Regions from separate parts of the Homo sapiens genome. Here region 1 is linked to region 2. The links are chromatin contacts, found by Hi-C or POLR2A ChIA-PET in ENCODE. All regions are on one chromosome and are shown on one strand. Each heading gives the region's core, a stretch centred on a gene start or an enhancer-like site at or near the end of the contact. The rest is flanking DNA. Distances are from core to core; before and after follow the strand shown.

Region 1 (6,514 bases), core at 939-3,438, 860 kb after region 2:
ATAATGCCAACCTTCCTTCCAAATCTGGCTCTGGTTCTGATGTTCTTTTAGTCACGTCAGGTTATGTTGTTTATCTTTTAGTATGTTTTGTAATTTTTTATTGTATGGTGGACACGAGGTACTAGGTAAAAGATACTGTGGTAAATAGGCTTTTAGTAATATCATGGAAGGTGCAGGGGAGGGGGATGTTCTATAGTCCTATGAGTAGGTCTCAGTCTCAGTGAGCCTGTGCCTCTGCCCTGTGAACTTCACAAATTCTTCTTAGTACCCCCTTGCCCTCCTTGGGTGGGACAGGGTGGCTAAAGGGGGCTGGAGTTGGGTATTCCCCCTCCCCCAGGTCAGATAAGCTCCAGTAAAACCCCAGCTAGTTAAGCTCTGGTAAAATAATTTCTACCGAGAGCAGTCTTTGTTACGAACAGCATACTTAGGCAAATTTCAAAATGGTTGCTTTTCCCCTCCTCCTGCGGGAAGCACAAGGGGATTTTTCTCTATCTTCATCGTGAGACCCCTGGAAGTAAAATAAAAATGTGGGGTCCCATCCTATTACTGGGTCCCCTTGTGTTCTTATCTCTCAGGCTTATCCACATGGAGCCTCCATCACTTCATCAGTCACAGTTTAGATTTTCTTACCCTGGTGCTGGTTTCTGTGCAGGCTTCTGCTCTGGTACATTGTGATTCCCTGTATCTGCCTCTCTCTCCAATTTTTGGGGCGGTGGCCTCCCCTGTGACCTCACTGATAGATCTCTGTGAGGAGCTGATGGATCTAAGAAGAGTTGTTGATTTTTCAGTATATTTAGTTTTTCACTTGTTGTTTGGATGGAATGGTGACTTTTTTTTTTTTTTTTTTTTTTTTCTGAGATGTCACCCAGGCCGGAGTGCAATGGTGTGATCTCGGCTCACTGCAACCTCTGCCTCCTTGATCCAAACGATTCTCCTGCCTCAGCCTCCCTAGTAGCTGGGATTACAGGTGTGTGCCACCATGACCAGCTAATTTTTGTATTTTTAGTACAGATGGGTTTCACCACGTTGGTCAGTCTGGTCTTGAACTCCTGACCTCAGGTGATCTGCCCGCCTCGGCCTCCCAAAGTGCTGGGATTACAGGTTTGAGCCACCATGCCTGGCCAGAATGGTGACTTTTAAGCACCTTATAGTCTAAACCAGAAAACAGAAGTCACCTTATTAATTTTTAAAATCATATATCCAAAGACCTATATCACCTCACACCAAGGTGAGGACAAATTTTGGGCCAAATTATTTATGGTATTTCAAAATTGAAATACCTTTTTTTTTTTTTTTTGAGACAGAGTCTCACTCTCACCCAGGCTGGAGTGCAGTGGTGCAATCTTGGCTACCCAGAACCTCCTCCTCCTGGGTTCAAGCAATTCTCCTGCTTCAGCCTCCCGATAGCTGGGATGACAGGTGCACACCACCATAGCTGGCTAATTTTTTTGTAATTTTAGTAAAGACAGGATTTTGCCATGTTGGCCAGGCTGGTCTCAAACTCCTGACTTCAAGTGATCTACCTGTCTCAGCCTCCCAAAGTTCTGGGATTACAGGCATGAGCCACTGCGCCCGGCTGAAATATATTTCTTACTAGGTAATACAGCTAGTTTTCAAAGAGTATAAGTATACAGAGAAAAATGATTTCCTCATCTCCATATCTCTACCCTCACTTCTAGTCTCCAGATCTTTCTCACAGGGAAACACCACTCTCTGTTTCTTATATATTATTTTGGAGTTGTTTTTACCTACATGTTTATAATGTCTTTTGGTATATGTTCTGTTTCTTCTCTGTAGCAGAAGATCTATGGAGATATATATCTATATTTTTTTCTTCATTTGTTTTGGGTTTTGTTGAATTTAAATATGCATTAATTATCCATTTGTTTTAAATATATATCTTAAATTCAACAAAATAATTTACATATCTTTATATATTTATTTAACATATATTTAAATTCGACAAAAAACCAAATCAATAAAGCCTCCCTGATTCTGAGATAGTGATTAGATGTATCTTTTCATGACTACTTTCCTGTTTACCAGAACCAAGAAGTGAGCAGACTCGGTTGGAATCCTGCCTTTACTGTGAGAGTGAGGATATATTTTCGTCTTCCAGGGGCACGGTAGGTAGGGAGCCGCAGTGCTGATACGGAGCGTGGCTGGCGTCAGAGCCTCGGTCTGCCAGTGTGTCGGCGCTGGCACGACCTGTCCCACATGCCTGGGAAGCTCTTGCTGAGCAGGGATTAGGATGCCAGCATCTGATGCACAGGGTTGCTTCCTGCTCCCCCTTGGAGTCCTGACGAGAAATGACCTTGTTCAACCCTGCTGAGCTTCCTAGATTTACTGGGCTTATAGCAACACATGGGAAGGAGATTATGTTTATTTTTAAAACATAAAAAATGCAACCTTCCCAAGGCCTTCGTGGTGTCTGTGTGCAACAACACAAATACACACACACATGCAATGTATGTATAATCACTTCTAATTAACTTCAGCTCTTCCTGCAAAACTAAGTGTGAAGTCTTAAAGACTTGTCAGCTTCTCTGCCTGTGAAATTTATCTACTTCTAATTGTGAATAACAATACATTCAAGGTTAGCTATAAATGACTCAGATTTCACAGGAATTGAGTCTTAAAACTACATTTGAAGATGAATACAGTTATGCAAAACATTTTTGTGGTGTGTTTCCAGCTAAAAATGTTGTTATTTATGCTTATCCAGAATGTTTTTCTCCCCCTAAACCAATGTGGTTCTTTCTGACATCCGTGAAAAAATAGATGTGATTGATTTCAAAGTCAGCCCAAATTTAAAAGGTATAAAGCCACAGATATGCCTAAAATAAAAATGAGTATACTATTATAATGGATTGACAGATGAATTCAGTTTACGATTTCACAAAACATAATATTCAAACAGTGAATATCAAATAGGATTAAAAATTGTTTTCCCACCTTCTGCCACGTTTAGAGTACTGGAAACTTTTCCAGATTTCGCCACTAGATGTCATGAAGAGTCCAGTTAAATACAGTAGGCAGGCTTGTGTACAGTCTAATACAGAAACTTTTAAAGTTTTTCCCGATTTTGTAGTTAATTTGGGTAGGAAGCTATTTCCTTTTGAGTTTTATGTCAAAAATATCTGTTATGGATTAATTTTAAGTGAGATGTTAAAAACTCTTAATGCGGTCAGATATTAAACGCTGGGACTCTAACCTATTAAGCAGGCATTGGGATTATCTCCAGGGAGAATGTCATGTGCTGGATGCAGAATCAGAATTGTGCTAAGATCTGCTTTGGAGACATTAGCTTGTAGATCCCTACCTTCCTTTCCTTTTGAAACAGTAATGGGCTTGTCAGATGTGTGGTCATCGAGGTTTCATAGGATTGTTCATAAAACTAGACTAGTGAGAGGAACAAAAAAGGGGAGGACCTCAATGCTTAGGTGACAATGTTTGAATTTAGACTTTGAGATCCATTAACCAAAGTAATTCTGGGAGACTAGAAATGATCAATTGATGTTTAGAGAGATAAAGTTTGATTCAATAAAAAGAACTTCCTAAAAATACAATAGTCCATCATGTAACACAGTGCCTTATGAAGCAATGAAGTCCTTGTTACTGCAAAGGTTCAAGCACCTACATAGTGGCCATCAATGGGGAAGATATCCTAGAAGAGACTATTTGGGGAAGAAAGTTGGACTAAGTGACACTGAGGATTCTTAGATCCATGATTCTACACATGGTGATGACAGTCATTCAACAGCCAAGAAGGCAGCAAGAGTTGAAAATGTGTGCTTACAGAAATACAAATGAAATATTTGAGTTTACTTAAACCAGGGAAAATAGGGTTCTTAAAGAAGCCTCACAGGGGAATTGCCACAATTGTGCTGTTTTGTGAGGCTCTGCCTGGGAAGCACTGGTGAGAAGGAACTGTTCGGCTTTGGTGCTTCCAACCTCTGGTTCCAAAATGCTCCCCATCCCAGGGACACAGCTCTTCCCTCCCAAGGACACATGGTCTATTTGGCCCTCCTCTGCTCATCAAAAGTTGATCTCAACTCATCCTTGTAAAGTAAATCTGAGAGTAACTTAGTGGCAGTCTTTCCAGTGTGTTGCATTTTATTAGGGAACAAAGCCTTAAGGCTAAACTAAAGGACTGAAACTCAGTCTGGGAATGGAAGGTCTCAGCTGGCTCGCAGGGGAGGAAACAGGCCCTTGTTTGACCTCTGGACAGTTGCTTTTTCTGCCAAGACGATAAGCCCCAGAGTATGGCTGGCTCTTGAAGGACATCACGTGAGCTACCAAGATTGATAAAAACAAAACAAAATACTTCCACATACTTCTTGCTCTAAACAAAAGAACCACAGCTGAAATATGACCTAAGGCTACCCAAGACTTTGAGGTGCAATCCTAATATGTATCAGGGAACATGGCTTGATAAAATCGATCTAAATACATGCAATAAAAGCCAGATTATATAACATCTTTCTAAACTCAGAGTTTGGTAAAATATCACATGATTAGCCTAGAAAGTGGGTTTACTATTTCCTTCTCATTCCAAGAGTGAAAGGATTTACTCATGCTCACACTCTCTAGGTATGCAAGAGAGTTGCTCACCTGTTTACTTGGACTCTTGACCAGATGTTAAATGAAATATCTTCATCTCCATTCCCACGGTATCATAGATGCTTAGAGCTGGGGTGATCCCTGATGGATCCCATGGATCTACAGGCCAATGTCTTAATTCCACAGATGAGAAACTGAGGCCTGGAGTAGCTTTCTAGACTGGCAGTTTGCTGTCCCACCACCACACTGTCACCTTCCCAAAGGTGTGTTCTTGAAACACAGAGAGAGGTTTATACCGACCCAGGCACACATCTCCACCTGGCCCTGCAGGGAATCATGAACAGAGATGCGTGGGTGGGAGTGGAAATGTGATCTATTGCCATCATCTACATCGATGGTTCTTATGATTTTACTACCAAGGGCTGAATGTAGTAACTGCTCCCCTCACAGTGGGCCTTATGTCTTCAAAGATTAGGTCTACAAAACAAACCCCATTTGTTAAGTATTTGTTACTGCAATGACTTGCAGACAGGTATTGCTATCAACCTCAACCTTCTGATCAGTACAGAAAGCCGAGGTTTCAGCCTCAAGTTGATGCTAGCCCAGCTCACTGCAAAGAAGTTTGGTGTTTTAGCCTGAGCAATCTTCTGAAAAACTTGCTTTAGGAGTACTGAAATGTAGTACAGCTAAGGCCCTCCAAAGGTCTGGAAGCTCAGGTTCGCTTCCAGATCACCTACCCAAAGGTTATTCACGAGAATCCCTGGCCTTGACTTCATTAGCGCCCCTCCCTGAGTTAACCATGGTTCATCATGGAATCAGTGTGAGGTGAGGTTACAATCCGCCACCATCTAGCATCTACATGATTGCAATGGCCTTGTTACTATCTCCCTGGTTTTACCCTGCCCCGTCCTCCCTGAATCTATGCCCAACAGAGCAGCTATTAAAGTCATTCAACACTCCTCTGCTCCAAACTTGCAATGGCTCTGCCGTCTACTCACAGTGGAAGCAAAGTCATTCCAGTGATTCCAAGGTCCCACCTTCTCTGGCTTTTGCCCCCACCCCTTTACTCCTCTGATGTGGTCTATTCTTTTCTTCAACCCACTCTGCACACTGAGCGGGCTAAGTCAACGCCAACTTGCTGCTTCTCAGTGAGTCCACGCATGTCCGGAATTGGTGGGTTCTTGGTCTCACTTCAAAAACGAAGCCGCGGACCCTCGCGGTGAGTGTTATAGCTCTTAAGGTGGCGCCTCTGGAGTTTGTTCCTTCTGATGTTCGCATGTGTTCTGAGTTTCTTCCTTCTGGTGGGTTCGTGGTCTCGCTGGCTCAGGAGTAAAGCTGCGGACCTTCGCGGTGAGTGTTACAGCTCTTAAGGCGGCGCGTCTGGAGTTGTTAGTTCCTCCCGGTGGGTTCGTGGTCTTGCTGGCTTCAGGGGTGAAGCTGCAGACCTTCGCAGTGAGCGTCACAGCTCAGAAAGGTAGTGTTGACCCAAAGAGTGAGCAGCAGCAGGATTTATTGCAAAGAGCGAAAGAACAAAGCTTCCACACCGTGGGCTGGGATCCGAGCAGCTTGCCACTGCTGGCTCGGGCAGCCTGCTTTTATTCTGTTATTTGGCCCCACCCACATCCTGCTGATTGGTAGAGCCCAGTGGTCTGTTTTGACAGGGGGCTGATTGGTGCCTTTACAATCCCTGAGCTAGACACAAAGGTTCTCCACGTCCCCACCAGATTAGCTAGATACAGAGTGTGGACACAAAGCTTCTCCAAGGCCCCACCAGAGTAGCTAGATACAGAGTGTAGATTGGTGCATTCACAAACCCTGAGCTAGACACAGGGTGCTGATTGGTGTGTTTACAAATTTACAAATCTTGAGCTAGATACAGAGTGCCGATTGGTGTATTTACAGTCCCTGAGCTAGACATAAAGGTTCTCCACGTCCCCACCAGACTCAGGAG
Region 2 (7,051 bases), core at 1,345-3,844:
CCCCTCCCGCGGGCCGCCAGTCCTCCCCGCGGTCGCCAGGCGCGCACAATCAGCGCCCGCTTAATGCAAAGGCGGAGCCTGCAGCCGGCGGCAGGGATGCATTAACTAACCTGAATTTTTAATTTCTCAGCACCTCTTCCTGCGAGTGCTCAGGGTCTCCCGGAGCCCCGGCAAATCCTGGCAAATCCCAGCAAACGCTGGGACCGGGGCAAGGACGGCCGGTGAGCAAGGCAAAGCGCTTTCCACCTCAGTCTCTTCTCCCACGTCCTCCCAAAGCGGTGAATGTGACCTTCTCAACCTTACACCCTGCCCTCGCTGTAGGTAGTGACATTGGAGCTGGCCCGAGCCCCTCAAGCCCGGTCAGAAAGTCCCTGCGCCAACGCCAAGGCCAGAGATGGGCTCCAGGAGCGCTGTTGTATCCTGGCCGCCGGTTCCCCGCGGGGGCAAGGCTGTGCCTTCAGCCAATGACCAAATAAGTTTGCCTATATGGTGGGTGGGAGAGTAGAGAGCTCTTTTCCCTCTGCAGAGCAAAGCCTCTCAACTGCCTCTGCACAGGGAGACTAGTCAGCCCGGAAAATTGAAATGTGTTGTCTAAAAGAGACTTGAAGTGCATGGGGTTTTGAATAAGGGCAGGTCCTGGTTTCTGTGGGTCTTGGAAAGACAGGGCTCCTAGAGGAAAACGCACACCCCCATCCCGCCTCCCAGTACCTGGGAAGATCGGAAATAGGGCAAAGGTTGGCACATTGAGGGGAGGGCGAATGAAATGGGGGGGGGTCGGTCAATGAAAGCTCAGGGACAAGGAGAGAGTAAGAAAGAAAAAGAAAAGGGAGAAGGGAAAGTAGGGGAAGAGCGGAAGAGAAAGAGAAAATGGAAGAAGAAATAAAAACGAGAAGAAAGAGGACGTGTATAGGAAAGAGAAGGAAAGAATCAAGAGAAGTGACTCGGCGCGCAGACTTGGGCCACAAGCACCGGACCCGGAGCCCTCTTCCCAGCAGCCTGGCCCCTGGCTAGCCCCGGCCTTACCTGCCAGGCGTAAGGCGGACATGCGCTGGAACTCGGGCTCCTGAAGCCACTTCCACATCCTGCGGAAGGTCTCCCTGCCAGATTTGAGTTTACTCCACGGTTTTGGATTCCGGAGCAGGTCGGAGAGAGTCCCCTGAGACCGGCACAGCACCCTCTGCGCAAAGATCGCCTGGGGGATACTGTAGCGCTTCAGCTCCGCTGTGATGCGCTGGGCCACCTCTTTGGTGTTGATTTCTTCCAGCTGGCCCGACGTGGCCACCTGCGAGCCCGATGAGGACGAGGGTGGCCGCTCGCGACTGGGTGCCAGCACCGGCCCGTGAGACTGAGTGTGGCCCGGGTGGTGCAGGCCGTTCAGGTGCGACATCATGGCCGCAGGTGGGGTGCCCAGGCCGCGGGACAGGTGTTGCTCACCGCGGGTCAGCATGGCAGTGTGGTGCGCGTCGAAGTTGGGGCTGAGCATTTTGTCGTGGCCCGGCGGACCGTAGTTGGGCAGACTCTGCTGCGCGTTGTGGAGGCCGCCTAGCCCGTTGCCCAGCGGCGTGGCGGCCAGCGGGGACAGGCTCTGGCTCATGCCGGGCATCTCCTTGTAGGGACTGTAGAGGTTGTTCATGGCCGGGAGCCCGCGCTCGTCGCGCATGAGGGTGAAGCTGCCGCTGACGTTGCCGGACAGGCGCTGGTGGTGGTGGTGGTGGTGGTGGTGCGGATGGTGGTGCGGGTGAGGGTGGTGGAACTTGTCAGACACGGTGGAGATGGGTGGCAGCGGCTGGAGCGGTGTCAGCGTGGTGTAGGTGTTGCTCATGCCCATGCCAGGCGGAGACGAGTCGCAGGACATGCTCATGGCGTGGTGCAGCGGGATGGAGAGCTCGGGCCGGTAGTCGCCGCCGTCCAGGATCGAGGCCATGCTGGTGACCATGGCCGAGCGCGACGCCGCCGCTGCCGCCGCTGCCGCCGTGCCCAGCTCCTGGTGCGCGGTTGGAGGCGGCGGAGGGCCCCGCAGCGAGCCAGCGGCGCCGCGGCCCGCGTGGTGGGGGCTGGGGCTGGCCAGCAGCTCCTGCTCATGGCCCGGGCCCCCGCCGCCGCCCCCGCCGCCCCCGCCGCCGCCCCCGCCACTGCCGCCGCCGGCCGGCCCGTGCAAAGTGCCCAGACTTTCCATTGTCAGCTCCGGGTTCATGGCGCAGCCTTCTAGGTCTTTGGTGAGGCATCGATAGGCGGTGTAGGCAGCCTTCATTCAGTCCATCAGGGCCCGGGGGCGGCGGGGGCGGCGGGGGCGGCCGGCGGGCGGGCAAGGCGCGCGTGGCGGGGCTCGGCTGCGGGAGTGGGGGCGGGCGCGGGAGTGAGTGGAGAGGAGTGCGCGTGCGGGTGTGCGCCCCGGGCTGCGGGCGGGCTCGCCCGGGGTGGGGGCGGGGTGGGGGCGGACGGGGCGTGCGTGCGGGAGAGGGGAGGGGACGGGGAGGGAGGGAGGGATCACCGGGCCCCGCCGCTCGGGCCGGCTCGCAGCCTCGCCATGTCCGAGCCCGCTCCGGCGCCGACGTCTTCTGTTTGGGTGAGCGGGAGCTGTCCAGAAGGGCTCTGCCGCTCGCCGGGGCAGCCAACCTACCCTCCCGGACCTGGGGCGGGGCCACGCCCGACGGGCGCCAAGCGCAACCACTCCGAGGCCGCAGCTGCCCCGGGAGGCGGGCCTTCCACGGGAAGCTACCAGTGGCTGTGGAGGGGGCGGGGCCGCACTTTTCAGGTTTGGCTGACGGCTCGGTGCCTTTTTTACCTCCTTTGCTACTGGAATCAAACGTCAAGGAGAGGGAGGGAGGAGAAGGTGGGGGGGTCGCTGGGGAGAGGGAGGCTGGAGTGCGAGCGAGCGAGAGAGATTCGGTGAAAGATGCCGTGCTGTGTCCCCCCTGAGCAGCTGCGATCTGGGGGAAGGGGCATTGCTTCAATCGCCTTCGCCTCACCCCAAAGCTTTCCTGGAGGCGAGTAAGCCGGGAGCAAAAGACTCCGCTATGTGCCAGTATAGACAAACACTCGTCACTAACAAGCCACTTACCGAGAGTCCCTAGCTGGGAGCCAATAGTTTAGCCTTTTAAAATGCAGGCGCTAATGTATTCTAATGCATGGTAAATTCCCGAGGCCGGGACATGCATAATCTACGCGGTCAGAGCAACTGTAGTGCCCTCGTCGCCAGCGAGCTGCGGCCGGCCGGCGGCCCACGGGCGGCGCGGGCAGCAGTAATGCATGCAAAGTTAACACAATAACATCATTTAATTACCCGGTGAGCCCATAAATCTCAGTTATGAGGCTTCCGAAGAGCCCTGCTAGATTGCAAAACAAAACTAGAATTCCGGGAGCTGCCGTTTCAAGGTGACCAAGTGCTTTCTGCATCAGCGACTTGGAAAGAAGTGGGGAGAGTGTAGAACCGGTGAGGTGGAGGTGAGGAGGGTCGCTGGTGTCCCAAGTGAGCAAACTTCTCCTGGGGGCAGAGAGTAAGCAAACCAGCTGAGACGGCAACCACGGACCTTTCTCCTAACACGAGACACACACACGCGCACACACACACACACACACACACACACACACTCCCGCTTCTCTCAAATCCCGGGAGAGAAACGGCGGTGGGCAGACGACAAGGAATCCTGGCTGACACCTGCATATTCAAACCTTGTTTCTGAAAAGACCAGCGCCCCGGCCAGCCTGAGAACGCTCACAAGCCAAGGCTTTAAAAACCGCACCTACGTCTTCCTAGAATTTCCGTTGTTTGGCAACCCCAGGTCTGGAGGTGGGAGTGGAACTGGGGGACAGAGAGTTGGAGATTTCTGCAGTCCGAGTCGGGGTGGAGGGGTAGTTGAAGACAGAGAGGCCAACACCCGGCATAAAGCCTTAAACGTAACAAGATTCTTCCAAAGCAGGTTGCGCTCTGTTTGCCTCCGAAGATTCAAGCTAGCTGAGGTTGCGCAGATGTTGCCTTTGTTTAAAGAGACAGTAATTAAGGACAGGGTGGACATAAGTTTGAGAAGCGTGACCTATTTTCTTTTGATCAGCTGTCAAAAGAAGAGCAGGGGGTCTCCTTAAGACAGCCCCCTTCAACCACTTCCAGCTGTTAGAGAAAACTTGATAAGAAAACAAGGGCAGAGCTCGGAATACTGTATGTCCCTTCTTGGTGCCAGAGAAAGGTTTGATTCATTTGGAAAACAGTTCTTAGTCTCAGTGACCTTTTCTGCCGCCCTCCTCTCTCTTCTTGCTTCAGAGCAACACCCCCACCCCCACCCTGTCACATGAATGTACAGTGACGTTATTCATAGATCAACTTCATTGAGCTCTGGCCAATACGCTGCCAATTATTCTTTCAAATAGCGTCTTCTCTGTGTTATCAAAGCCTGAGTAAGAAAGCGGCAGATCCTCTGGTTTGCCAGACATACTTTTCTGGTTGCTCACATCTCTAGTGTCACAACAGGAGCCAGGTAAAATAACTCAGATTTTGGTTTCTCTGTTTTTCCTCTCCTCCTCACCCCCTCCTACTGTCTCTCTTCGCACTCCCTACCTTATATATGGCATCTGGACACTTGGGATGATTTGAGTCAGTTAATGTTTGAAATATAATACTGAGTTGAGCAAAAGTTCACGAGAGTGCAACCTGTTCTTGGTCCATGAGTGCACAGGGACTGAAATACAGCAGGAGAGAAGCAGAACTGGGAAGTAGTGGGTCTGATATGCCCCAGTGCTAAGGTAGCCTCTGCTGCTCTGCTGGCTTCAGTCTCAAGGAGTGGCCAGTTACCCTAGGCTGATGCTTCCTCCATACAGAAACCTAGGTATATAAATTGCCATTTAAATAAATTTTCAAAATGTTAAACTCATTTGCCAGGACACTGAGATAAACCTGCTTTTGGGAATTATATTTCGGTGTGCCTGGGAGCAGAAAGGTGAGTTGCATTTTCTCGCTGCCTCGCTTCCTTCCTTCCTCCCTCCCTCCTCCCTCACTCCCACCATCCCTCCGCCTTCCCTCGATCAATATTGGCGATCTCAGGGAAATCATGAAATCGTATTGGCTTCTTTGTGTATAATTTCATTGGACTAGAATTAAAGCAGATTTTTCACGTTGTTTTTATAATGGTGGTTTGAGGTTTTATGTTTCAACCCAAAATCCATTTAAAAGGAAAATGGATGTGCTTGTTTAGTGAGCACCCTAATTTTTACTGAATTAGGTTTGGATGCCCTTTTCTCTTTCTTTCTAAAAAGGAACAATATTTGTTTTTTACTTCAAGACAATTTTTGGAGTATCAATACTAATACGATTTTCAAGTATTTTTTGAAATATTTTTGATGTTTCTTTCTCTATAGTTCTTTAAGAAAATATAAGGGAAAGTGGCTTTCTAACTGCCCCTTGTTTAGCATCCATACTTTAACCTTAAGAAGTTCTGCAACTTGGAATTTTTTCTTTTAATTTGAAGTTACACTCCTCTTCTCCCCCCTCCCCACCAGCATTTGATTTACAAACACACTGTATAGAAATGTGGTATGATAAGTGCTAATTCACGGCTATTAGAATCTGGACAAACAGTTGTACCAAGCATTATATCAGGACCTGGATATTCACTTAGCATGCCACATTCACAGGTCCAATTTTCTTGAAGATCAGAAACTTAAATGGGTCAAAAGAAGCATGAAAATAAAATGCAGCTTCGACAACAAGACTATTATAGGCTATTGCACTGTAAAAGAAAAACATTCTGAACTTGAGTTAGCAATTGCAGGAAAATAACTATTTACTATCGGAGTTTTTCGTATGTGTTTTCCACAATAAAATTGTTTTTAGGTATAGAGAGACACACACAGAGAGGTGAACATTCAATTAAAAGAGATACTTTATAAATTATTCACGGAAAAAGATAAACAGACCACAAGTAAACCCAATCTGCATAAGGGGCCCAATATCTTTGTTTTTACTATACAACAGTAACCACGACCCAAATCTAGGGTAGAGGAGAGCTGCTAATTTCTACCCCAATGCTCGAAATCTTGTCAGGTTTTGTGTCAGGGTAGAACACATTTATGCTACAACTAGGTTATCAGAGCAATACACACACAAAAAAACATAATGGTGGGTTGATTTGGACTATTTTATTTTTGTCCTTCCCCAAACCATCTGGCGTGTTAGTGTAGGGGTATTGATCAGGGATCTGTGAGCTGCAGACCCCATGCCAATCCATAGCGTTTCTGGCAATCAGCGTCGCCCATGAATTGCAGCTGTCTGTGCAGCTCCTCAACAGAAATCTTCAAAAAAAAAAAAAAATTTCCCTCCCTTATCAAACACATCATCCGTTCGGGGGTAAGTCAATATCATTTCTTTGTCATTCTGAGGGCGAGGATTATGCGGTAGAAAGTTTTTGTTATCTGTTATAGCTGCTGCTGCGCCTGCCTTTTTTTTAAAAAAAAAAAAAAAAAAAAGGAAGGAGAGCAATTTTCTAGCCTTTGAATGGTAATGGTTTTCCAGAAAGGCCTCAAACGTTTGTAAGAATGGGGCAACAAATGCTGTTTCAATATTGTAGGGGAATTTGAAGAGGACAAGGAAACTCTTAGGTCGCTATACACAAATAATAGTAGTGATAACACAAGGTTCCTTTTCACGACAGAGAATTTTCTCCCCTTTCCTCGGATCCCCTGGTAATGAAGACAGGGCAAGTCTCTGTGATTACACGTGCAGATGGACAGTGGGTGCTTGTGGCGGAAAAGGGGCCCTCGGAATTGTGGCTCTGTTTGAGATCTTCATTAGCTTCAGGTTTCTTCTGTTTGAAAGCTCGGGCTGGCTGAGCCCAGGGAGAATAAAACTAAAACCGAAGCCGGGCCCCACTAATTCTCTTTGGCCTCTCAGCTCAGAAATTCACTGTCACAATTCACCGTCACTTTTCAGATTTGCCAGTTGGATCTTGGAAAGTTTTTGTTTGTTTGTTTTTCTGGGTGGTGAGGCCAAACGCGTCCTTTTTTGTCTCCTTCTTCTTCGTTAATCTTGTTAAAATTCAAAACGCCAGGTTAGCAGAGCTGG

Evidence for each region. Hi-C counts contacts between places; a loop is a spot of excess contacts on that map. ChIA-PET counts read pairs that join two places held with the same protein, here RNA polymerase II (POLR2A).
Region 1: a map of PC-9 shows a loop between it and region 2 (7-fold over the local background). The contact joins the enhancer-like site here to the promoter of ONECUT2 in region 2. A Hi-C loop is called at or near these places in 1 of 168 maps with a recorded cell type or tissue (PC-9). POLR2A ChIA-PET finds 5 or more read pairs at or near these places in 1 of 52 experiments (AG04450).

The regions. Positions count from the first base shown.
Region 1 is chr18:56,572,750-56,579,263 of GRCh38, reverse strand. It overlaps LOC105372135 (a long non-coding RNA gene), which reads right to left and starts at 5,767. Exons shown (of 2, transcript XR_935514.4): 1 at 5,562-5,767; 2 at 4,099-4,887. Within about 2 kb of position 2,188, at least 3 of the 41 ENCODE cell types and tissues checked have a DNase peak (open chromatin) inside an H3K27ac peak, as active enhancers do.
Region 2 is chr18:57,430,917-57,437,967 of GRCh38, reverse strand. ONECUT2 (one cut homeobox 2) reads right to left here and starts at 2,594. Exons shown (of 2, transcript NM_004852.3): 1 at 1,024-2,594. The coding sequence starts at 2,251. RefSeq lists enhancers at 1-593, 2,708-3,287, 3,288-3,868 and a silencer at 2,665-2,714.